Regions from separate parts of the Homo sapiens genome. Here region 1 is linked to region 2. A link is a loop called in an ENCODE intact Hi-C map of the cell type or tissue named here. Cell type or tissue: psoas muscle. All regions are shown on one strand. Each heading gives the region's core, and the rest is flanking DNA. Links, peaks and the distances in the headings are about the cores only.

The links. A loop is a pair of places that touch in the nucleus more often than their neighbours do. Peaks named below come from ENCODE experiments on the same cell type or tissue, not always from the same donor. Only the 100,000 strongest peaks of a DNase experiment are listed, where the experiment ranks them.
Region 1: a loop joins it to region 2, with 7 times the contacts of the local background. A loop is called at or near these places in 2 of 110 quality-filtered maps.

The regions. Positions count from the first base shown.
Region 1 is chr9:93,259,764-93,265,135 of GRCh38, reverse strand. It overlaps WNK2 (WNK lysine deficient protein kinase 2), which reads right to left. Exons shown (of 30, transcript NM_006648.4): 13 at 3,029-3,322; 14 at 2,417-2,466; 15 at 1,402-1,570; 16 at 1,103-1,219. Among named protein-coding and RNA genes, the nearest start is that of WNK2, 78 kb to the right of the region's middle. RefSeq lists an enhancer at 1,599-2,267. In psoas muscle, for the core only: no CTCF peak of the experiment used is centred there; DNase peaks (open chromatin) are centred at 2,465 and 3,045; H3K27ac peaks cover 786 bases.
Region 2 is chr9:93,330,095-93,335,466 of GRCh38, reverse strand. It overlaps the pseudogene FAM120A2P. Among named protein-coding and RNA genes, the nearest start is that of FAM120A, 120 kb to the left of the region's middle. In psoas muscle, for the core only: no CTCF peak of the experiment used is centred there; no DNase peak of the experiment used is centred there.

The DNA.
Region 1 (5,372 bases), core at 304-5,303, 70 kb after region 2:
AGAATTTCTCTAATGCTGCGGGGGATTATGCTCTGGACCTGGGATCTGGGAGGGCTTTGTCCAAGGTGTCTCTGCAAAGCAGACACTAAGGCAGGGACTTGCTCCCTAGGAGCAGAAAGCCAGGGGCTTCCCCCTGCAAAGCCCACATGAGGCTTTCACGAAGCCAGGGCAGGGGTGGCCAGGGGGATGCAGCCCAAGGGGGCAGCTTTCTGATGATGTGCAATGCAGCAGCCGCAGGCAGGCACGTGGGGCAATCTATGATATTAACTTGAGTGGTATATTCTATTCCCTACTCATGCCGGCCTACTCCAGGCACTTGGTGGCCATCTGGAGTGAGCGCTACAACACTGTCCAGTGTGCTGCTGGCCCCTTTAGGACCTGGCTCCCTAAACCTCACTGATGCAGGAATAATGGTCTGGGGAGAATGTTCTCCTGGGAGGCAGTCACGGATGCACCAGGAAATTTGAGGACCACATGTACATCCTTTCCATGTTTCTTCGTGCGTGCTTTCAGCTGGAGAGTTTCTGAGGGCCCGAAAACGATCCCCACTCCTAGCCTGGCTCAGGTGCTGGGGACCACAGGTGTGGGGCTGTGAAGGCCTACAAGGTGCTCATGGACTCAGGTTGGTCTGCACAGGCAGGGAGGGGTGGCTCCAGAGGGAGATGCAGGCAGAGCTGGGTGGGCACATGGGACATGGGTCAGGGCTCAGAGCCCGCACTCCAGCTGGGGAGGCTGGAGGAAGCTCTAAGCAAGGACCACAGGACATCAGACTCCGGGATGCCCTCCCGTGCCTCACTCAAGGAACCTACCCACAAGGCTTCCTTTTATTTGGAGGAAGGGCTCAGATGCTCCAGAAGCCCTCAGGGAGCAGCATCTTAGAATGGTTAGAACATCCTTCAAGCTGTTCTTCCAAACCCAAGGGGTTTCCGCCCAGTGTGGGGAAGAGCCCGAGGCGTAAAAGGTCAGCACTGTCCCGAAAAGCCCCTGGGCCAACCGACACCTCCACACAAGGCCAGGCTCGACATGTGACCTGTGGCGCTCTGCTCAGGCCCACACGTGTCCAAGAAACACCGGGAGCCAAGCCACCCAGACCCAGCCTCACCATATACGTGGCAATTTCATCGGGTGCGTCCCCGTCCAAGTCGAACTTGAAGGTCACCATCTTGTGGTTGTGCGTCTCCAGCTGGCACTCCACCATCTTGTCCCCAGTGTTGCACACCTGGAAGGGGCAGCATCAGCACCCACCACGGGCGTACCCACACGTGCACCCGCCACACCCCCACACACCCCCAAGTACCCCTCCCCCCCACCCCCACCACACCCCCGCCACGGCCCCACCCCCACCACACCCCCACCATGCCCCCACCCCCACCACACCCCCGCCACGCCCCGCCCACTCACGTTCAAGATGGTAAGCCGGGGCCGGCTGGCCCTCTCCTGCCGGGAGCGCGCACGCGTGGACCTGCGGTGGTGTTTTCGGGCTGCCCTGCCCTCCAGCCTGCCCCCTCCAAAGGCGCCTTCACAGCTGTCACTCAGCTCTTTTCCAGAAGTGACATCAGAACCTCCATAGCTGAGCAAAACCCAAGAACATTAATGGCACCAAAGGACAACCAGCACGTCGGCAATGGCGGGGAAAGTCAGCTTATCTGGAACAGTCTGGAGTCTCCAGGGCCCAAATCTGTGACCTACAGAGGCAGCCCGTCCTGTGCGAATACCCCAAGCCTGCTTCTGGGCCCTCACCCAGCTCCCTGCTGCACCCAAGTGGCACGGGCAGAAGGAAGCACAGGCTTCCTAGCTACTAGCTGCGTTACCTTGATCCTCTCAGTCTCCTGACCTGCGAATCAGCCCCTGTGCCTCAGTTTCCCCATCTGTGCTACAGCAACAGAAACACACCCACCACTGTTGTGAGGCCAATCCGTTTTGCAGTTTGCAAAATGCCAAGCCCAGGCAGTGCCCAGCACCCCAGGAGGGTGGAACAAATGGTCACAGTTCAAATAAGGACACGGTTCATTTCCTGAAACACCTGTGTCCACAGCCCAGGAGGCCAGGAAACCCAGGATCGGGGCTGGATTCAGCCCTGTACACAGGGGGCCACCCTCCCAGCCCCCTCCTAGTCTCTGGGCACTGCCAACTCCGCCCATAGCCTCTCCGTTCTGGAACATTCTCAGCACTGCAAACCAGAGCAGAGACCCAGAGCCCAGCCAGGGGCCTCTGGCTACCAAACTCCAACAACAGCTGGCAAGACCCAGAGAGGAGGGCCCTGAGGCTCCACCAGGTCAGGTTTGAAAAACCCCTAATGGCATCAGGGCAAACTATAGTGGGTTCCAGGGGAAGCAGCAGCAGGAGCCAGGCTGAGTGGCTGTACAGGCCTGCGCCCCTACACCCGTCCTGCGAGGTCGAGGCTGGGCCACACTACCTCTCACAGCTCTGCGGGAGGCCGGGCGGCTTGTCCTGTGAGGCCTGCTCCTGAAATAAACACCCGGAGAAAAGAGAACAGGTCATGCGGACTCCCGCCTCCCTGTGGGCACAGCCACGCATAGTCAGCTCTCCCTCCCCACTTCCTCAGCCCAGCCTGCCCCGCTGCGTTCTCCTGCTCTCTTCTGCAGCCAGGTGGGTACGACCCAGGGGGCGTCACAATGGGAGCAGGCATAGAGGTTTTTATCTTGTTGAAACGCTTGGACCCGAGTGTATTCATAAAAGCTGGGAGCCACTTCCTTTCCAAAAATGTTAACCCACTTTGATCATCCCTCAAAGAGGACACACTGGTGCTATGAAAGCTTTTCACAGTCTCTTGCATCCTGTCCCAGGGAAAGCATCCTCTAAACCTGTATCTATAAAAATCACACCCTCTGTCTTGATGTGGCTTACAGAAAGTGTGAAATCTAGGGAGAGGTGAGAACAGAACCTGGGTGGCTGTCCCAGAGCTAAGCAACCCCGACCTCTAGGACTAAGACCCCAGGTCACTATGCAGATCCCCGGTGGCCGCAACTGCCCAGTCATGGGACAGGCTGGGGGGAGGGGCACACACCTCTTGGACTGGTTCCACCGTCAGCTGGACAGTTGGGCAAGGGCTGGCGATCCCGGGCCCGCCAGGCAGCGGTGGGTTTGCTGGTGGCAGAAGTGTGGCAGTCTGGGTGGGCACACTCTGCACAGAGGCAGACACCGTGGCCAGGGAGCTGGGGAACTGAGGCAGGAGCTCAGGGGCGGCAGGCAGCAGCACTTCCGGCAGAGGCGGCGAGAGGACCGCAGCCGGTGGCACAGGCACGGTGGGGACCTGAGCGGCGACGTCCACAGCATAGGGAGCTGGGTGGCCAAGCAGAATCTGGGGGCACAGGGGACAAGGTGCAAGTCAGGGCCGGCGCTGCCTTCACTGAGGGGGCCGTGCCCAGGTGTGTCTGGGAATACCCAGGCCGAGATGGGAACACCCCTCTCCAGACCACACCCTCCCCAAGGGGAGTCCCTGTCTCAGAGCACATTTAGCAGATGGAGTGAGCAGAAACAAACAGGAATGGTCATTCTCACACCCCTTTCTGTGGAAGAGTCTACTTGTGTGCAAAGGCCAGGAACGGGGCTCCGTCTATGAACCTGCCAAGCTTGGTTGAAGGGTCAGAGAACAGGACACACAGCATCAAAGCCAGGCCCCCACCACCCACTGGGGCCTGCGGCAGCCTGCCCCATCTGGCCCCCGGTCAGAGTGTGCATAGGGCCTCAGAGCGCGCACTGACACCTGCCGCCTCCTGGAGGGCGACTGCGGCTTAGGCTTGGCTTTCTCACTGTTCTCGTCTCTCTCTAAAAGCTCCTTGGCAGTAAAAGGTAAGACAAGTGGGGAAGGAGGAACCATGGATTGGAAAGTGCAAGTACCCTCTGTCTTCTGCCCCCATTTTGGAGTTGAGAAGGCTGAAATTTTAGAGAAACTTCTCACCTCTCAGGGCTGGAAGGAACAGCCACATTCACTGGGCCTGCTGGCCCTGAGACCCTCTGTTGGCAGCCAGTGGCAGGGTCAGAAATACCAAGCCCCAGCCTAGCAGGTAACCACTTCCCTCCCGGACAGACAAGACACCCCAGCTGCTGCATTCAGGGTACCCCATGGGGTGGCCAGCCCAGCTCATCAACAGACTTCTGGACCCTTCCCCAGCCAAACAGCAGGGACAGCCACTGAGTCTGGCAGTGACCCTCACATGTCACAAGGCACCCCTCTGTAGCCACTAACTGTGCCCAGAAAGGCTCTTCAGGTAGGAAAGCCCAGACAGCAAGGTCCCCCTCCTGCTCCCTGGTGTGGCCCTCGGCCTTCTGATAAACAGACCTGACTGCAAACCAGCGGGCTCTGAGCTGCCGCTGAAACCTGCTGGGACCAACAGCACTTACTCGGGTGGGCCACAGGACGGATGCGATTCTTCCCACTCACTGTCTAATCAAACACCACCCTGCTATCCAATATGTACCATCCCTTCCTTCTCTATGCACAAAGCCCTCTGGAGATAAGACAGCAAGAAGTGATGGCCAGGAGGAACGGCTCACGGTGGGGCAGCTTACTCCAGTCTGGATTCAGCACTAACGGAGCTGGGGGGCACCTGGCACCAGGGATGCTCCACCCCAGGCCCCTTCACATTAGGACCATGCCAGCTGCTTTCCTGCGGAGGCTGAGGCTCAAAAGGCAGGGCTGTGCCACAGTTACAGGGCTGACAGGGCTCAGAGCTGGGGTAAGGCCAGGTAGGAGGAGGTCAGGTAAGGAGGCCCAGGTGGGAAAATGCCAGGAAGGATGGGACCCAGATAAGGAGGCCCAAGTGCGAGAGTGCCCAGGTGGGAAGGCTCCCATACTAGCCCCTCTCACCTCACTCGAGTTTGAACAGAATAGTCTGCAAGCCCCAAAACATGAGTGGACTGTGTAGGGGTGTGGATCCCTGTGGGAAGGCCTCCCACCAGCAGGGCACATATCATGTGTTCCAGAGCGCCCCTTCACAGCCAGCCAGCATGCTGCCACGAGGTATCCGCCTGACCTGACATCAGGACATGGCCCCGGGTCCCACCATAACCACCCTTGCAGCCAGCAGTGCCATCTGCCCCCAGCCCCTGCCCCGCTATCGGCCTCACTTCCTTGCCCTCCCTAAGATGGGGTTGTCACCCTGCCTCATCCTGACAAGATGCTCTTTGAAGGGTGGACCTCAGACAGACAACCTGTGCCCCAACGCAAGCCACACCAAGGCTGCCAGACCAGGCCTGGGTGAGGGCAGGTACAAAGATACCACAAGAGCAGGGGCCACAGAGCCATGGGAAGGTAGGGACACAGAACCTATCAGGCACGGACTCCTGCATCTCCTGACCCATTCGGAAAACGGAAGAGATGCAGATGCCTCGCGCTGGCGCCAGCCCCC
Region 2 (5,372 bases), core at 148-5,147:
CGGCAGCCCCAACCACGTGGATTCCGCCTACTTCCCTGGCTCTTCTACATCGTCATCTTCCGACAACGACGAGGGCAGCGGAGGGGCGACAAAGTGAGTGGTGCGTGGGTCGCTGGGTGCTTCCTGGCGGGTAGTGACCTGGGGAAGCTGCCTTCTGACCTGCCAGCCCAGCTGGTGTTTTGCTCAGAGATGTAGTTTATTGTAGGTGGGTGACGGTCAGTCTGTACTCAGATGGGGGCTCCTTGGACAGAGAGGAGAGAGGAAGAGTAGGTATGTTCTTGAAGTTTCCATGATTTAAAATCTGCACCATCCCAGCCCCATGGCCTGGAGCCACAGGAAACTTTCTGGGGAGGAATTTGACAAGAACTGGTTTGTGTGATGACCAAAACATGGGGGCATTTGTCCGGTGTGGTGCCACTCACACCCGTCACAGCAACCCCCTGCTGACCCCCGAAACATTAATCTTCTGGCTCCTGGATCAAGGGAGCTCTGAATTTCCACTCCTTCTCCTAAACTCAGCAGGTTACAGGACACTTTGGAAATAACACTGTTTGCCCAAGCAAAACCCTAGAAAGCTGCCTAGACCCAGGCTGGAATTGTTTCCTTAGAGGAATATTTTAAACACTGTGCGGGCTGGATGCAGTGGCACATACCTGTAATCCCAGCACTTTGGAAGGCCAAGGCAGGTGGATTACCTGAGGTTGGGAGTTCGAGACCAGCCTGGCCAACATGGCGAAACCCCGTCTGTACTAAAAATACAAAAATTGGCCGGGCGTGGTGGCATGTGCCTGTAGTCCCAGCTACTCAGGAGGCTGAGTTAGGAGGATCACTTGAACCCAGGAGACAGAGGTTGAAGTGAGCTGAGATGTCGCCAGTGCACTATGGCCTGGGTGACAGAGCGAGACTCCATCTCAAAAAATACAAACAATAATAATAATAAAAACACTGTGTGTCCCTGAGTAAATGAGTTCACAAATATATAGTTGTTTAAAATCTGATCGAAGAGGCTGGGCACGGTGGCCCATGCCTGTAATCCCAGCACTTTGGGAGGCAGTGGCAGGCGGATCACTTGAGTTCAGGAGTTCAAGACCAGCTTGGCCAACATGGTAAAACCCCATCTCTACTAAAAAATATAAAAACTAGCCAGGCGTGGTGGCGTTCACCTGTAATCCCAGCTACTCTGGAGGCTGAGGCAGGAGAATCGCTTGAACCTGGGAGTTGGAGGCTGCAGTGAGCCGAGATCACGCCACTGCACTCCAGCCTGGGTGACGGAGCAAAACTCCGACTGTGGAAAAAAAAAAATTCTGATCAAGGAAATCTTAAATTTGTACTCCTCCCCTCCCTTTAAACTAATATTTTTTTTAAAAAAAAAAGAAAGAGAAAGAAAATGTCTTTACTTTAAGTCAGTGTCTCTTTTTCCTTAGTGTGAACTCCACAGAGTAGATAACCAGGGCTGGTTGATGTTACATCTATTTCTGATGTAAGAAATCTAAGAGACGTAGTTGTTAGTTTCCATGCCAGTTCTTACCTGGTGTGTCACCTGAAGCAGGTGATCTTTCCTCTCTGTCCTCTGTCCCTCTTTAAAATGGGAACGAATGTCGGTTGACCCAGGGCAGAGGTCACTGAAGGGCTCACTGCTATCCAGGGATGCACACCCTGTTTATGGCAAAGAAGTATAAAATTAATAAATGTTGATTTGCTGTATGTGCAGAGAAGTATAAAATTAATAAATGTTTATTTGCTATGTGTGCAATGCTAAAACTCTAAAATGAAGTAAAGAGTTGCAATTGAATATTCAAAGTTTTAAATTAACCTCTAACAAGATAATATATTGAGTACCCTTTGAATCAGAATCTCTGGGTTGGGGCCCCAAAATTTGCATTTTAAATAAGCACCTCAGTCAGTCTTTTGCACACTGAAGTTTGAGAACTGCTTGATGGTCTTGGAAGCCCTTATGCACTAGAATTATAAGGCATCTGCATTTTGTTGTAAAATGTGACTCATGTCATCAAGGTCAAAGTGTCTGTACAATACAGTTTTCATCTTAGTTAAATGTTCTTTCTGAACTCTGAAACATAGGTAAGAAGTAAGACAAAAGCAAAATAAGTAAGCTTTATGACCCCAACAAGAGTTCCGTGCTAGTGATGGAGATGTGGAAACCAGGTCAAGGTGCTGACTTGGGAACATGGGTGGTGACTGGGGCACGTCTCAGTTGAGATGCTTGTTCCTCCGGCAGGGAGGGATTGAGAAGAATGCGAGTTGCCCGTCTAATTTGGCAAGTTGTCTGTATTAGTCTGTTCTCATGCTGCTAATAAAGACATTACCCAAGACTGGGTAACTTGCAAAGGAAAGAGGTTTAATTGACTCAGAGTTTCCACATGGCTGGAGAGGCGTCACAATCGTGGTGGATGGCAAAGGAGGAGCAAAGTCACGTCTTGCATGGCAGCAGGCAAGAGAGCATGTGCAGGGGAACTTACCTTTATAAAACCATCAGATCTTGTAAGATTTATTCACTGTCACAAGAATAGCACAGGAAAGACATTCAATGACCTCCCACCAGATACCTACCATGACCTGTGGGAATTATGGGAGCTGCAATTCAAGATGAGATTTGGGTGGGGACACAACCAAACCATATCATCATCTTTGTTAGGATGAGCTGAACTTGGAGTGAGTAGAACTGCCCGAACATGTCCTGTCTTTTCTGGGTATGCACCTCCTACCTGTCTGTGAAGGTTATCGTCAGCTTTTTGGAGCTCTGGGCATCTGGTCTCCCTCTGACCTCTCGCAGTGCTTATTGTCTTTGTCTCCGTTATGGCATCTTTACTGTTTTCTGGAGATGCATCTTGTTTCTGCCACTGGAATTTGACCTGCTCAGAGTCTTGTGTTTTGCCATCCTTGTAGTATGAAGTGCCATGAAGAATGCAGGGTACACCCTGTAATCAAATATTGGATTCAAGCTGTGTGTTAGGAGTAACTTAATTTCCTTGAATCTGCTTCCACTTTTATTATAATAAGGAAGAGACAGACATGTTAGACTTGAGAGGAATGAAGGCAGAGGAGACGAGGGTGTTTGTTCCTGAAGGCTTTGGGGTCAGAAACTGACATTTGACTTGGGGTCAAACCCTTGATCACGGGCATCCTTTGCTTCTGGCAGGTGCAGGGGTGTGATTTGGATTTATGTGTCCACAGCTGCCAAGTAGAGACAATGTTCATGGTTTCCTGCAAGGGTTCTAGCGTGTTGAATGCATTGAATATAGTGGAGCAGAAGCCCATGAGTAGAAACCTCCGCAGGAACCAATGTGAGTGCAAGGAAACCTAAACTGTCATTGATAGATTGTTGGAGGCTCAACATGGACAAACCTGAGAATTGAAGACTCCAGAGGGCCTGGTGATGTGGGGGTCCACATGCTTTTGTGCACTTTACCTGCTAGATCTCTACGAAATTCTCACAGTAAATATTGGAGAAAAATCCCTTGTACCTCTGGCGCGGGGAAGAAAAAGAGAATTATTTAAAAATGTGAGAGAACACTTTTTTTTTGAGACAGAGTCTTGCTCTGTCACCCAGGCTGGAGTGCAATGGCACGATCTCGGCTTACTGCAAGCTCCGCCTCCCAGGTTCAAGCGATTCTCCTGCCTCAGCCTCCCAAGTAGCTGGGATTACAGGCGTGAGCCACCACACCCAGCCAGAACACTCTGTTCTTAACAAGGCCTTCTGTCAGGAGAAACTACCTAACCAGAGCCTAACCTGCTGGGTTTCACAAGAACCTAATTAATCTGAGGGAAAGGAAACACCCAAATCTAGCTCCCCATAGCTATCCCATTCCAGCTAAGCAGGGCCAGGGACTGAGAATCACATTTGAAGATCACAGCCCAGAGACTCCTTATAAGACTCAGGCCTAATAATTGGACTATAGAACCTGTGCCCCCCTGAAAAGAGAAAAAACAAATCATATAAAGTGCTCAACTGAAACAAGAGAAAGAAGAAAAAGAATGGAAGACATGGAGAAAGAATGGAAAACAGTAACAAATATAGTAAGTAGCTCTTAATCCACATATATCAATAATTAAACATCAGTGATGTACATATGCAAATTAAAAGAAAGAGGCTGTTGGATCGAATCAAGACCCAGCTATCTGTGTCTACAAGAAACTCATATATGAAGACTCGTTCTCTTTCTGTTAACAAATGGTTACAAGTACTGTGATGTGCGAATTACTGAGGTTTATTGTGGAATGAACACAGGAACTCTATTTGAATCACTGCGTGAATGGAGACGTGGTGAATGGTTCAGGGTAGATGGTGTAAGTCACAGAATGTTCTAGTAGATGGGGAAACACGCCATGGCCACTGAGTGTTATTCATTTACTTTCTCTGTTGTGCAATTGCAAAGTTCCTATTGTTGGTCGACTTTTAAATAGAATATTTCTAAGTAAATAGTGAGACAAGTTATTCTAGTTATTATCATAGTCTTTTCCAAGTGTCAAGGCTTTTTAAAAATATAGTTGAAGTCATGGTAATTTTTTAAGGAAATGTTTTTGTAGGCCTCCCAAATGACAGTGTGTTAGAATAGAAATTTTTCTTTTTTTTTTTTGAGATGGAGTCTCACTCTGTCACCCAGACTGGAGTGCAGTGGTGCGATCTCAGCTCACTGCAAGCTCCGCCTCCTGGGTTCATGCCATTCTCCTGCCTCAGCCTCCCAAGTAGCTGGGACTACAGGGGCCCGCCACCACGCCCAGCTAATTTTTTTGTATTTTTAGTAGAGGCGGGGTTTCACCATGTTAGCCAGGATGGTCTCGATCTCCTGACCTCATGATCTGCCCGCTTTGGCCTCCCAAAGTGCTGGGATTACAGGCGTGAGCCACCGCACCTGGCCTAGAATAGACATTTTTAAATTAAGTATTTAGAACAGATTTTTTTAGTCAACAGATTTTCTTTCAGGGATAATCTTTTTTTCTGTGCTTCTTTCCCTCAATGCCTTCTTTGTCCTTATTTCTCAATGGTTGTTGTGTTTTCCCCTCTTCATTTGTTTTTACTCTCATAAAGCTTCACAACCATTTCTGCAGTGCTTCTTTTTGTTGCTGTGTGCTTAGCATGCAGTAGTATTTTTATTTGAACATTTTCATACCTTAGGTTAAGATTTTCACAGTTTCTAGTACATTATCTTTTGCATTTATTGTTGTGATTATTCTCTTTGAAGTGACAGCAGAGCTTTCAACACCTGTTTTCTTACACTGGGTGTCTGGATTCTGGGAAGACTCCAGGAGTAGGTGAGAAGACCTTTTCAGTTTGTCTGGTCGTGTCAGTAAATACTGTCTTATGTTAGTAAATCACATAATTGCTAAATTCCTTAAGATTACATCATCTGAAG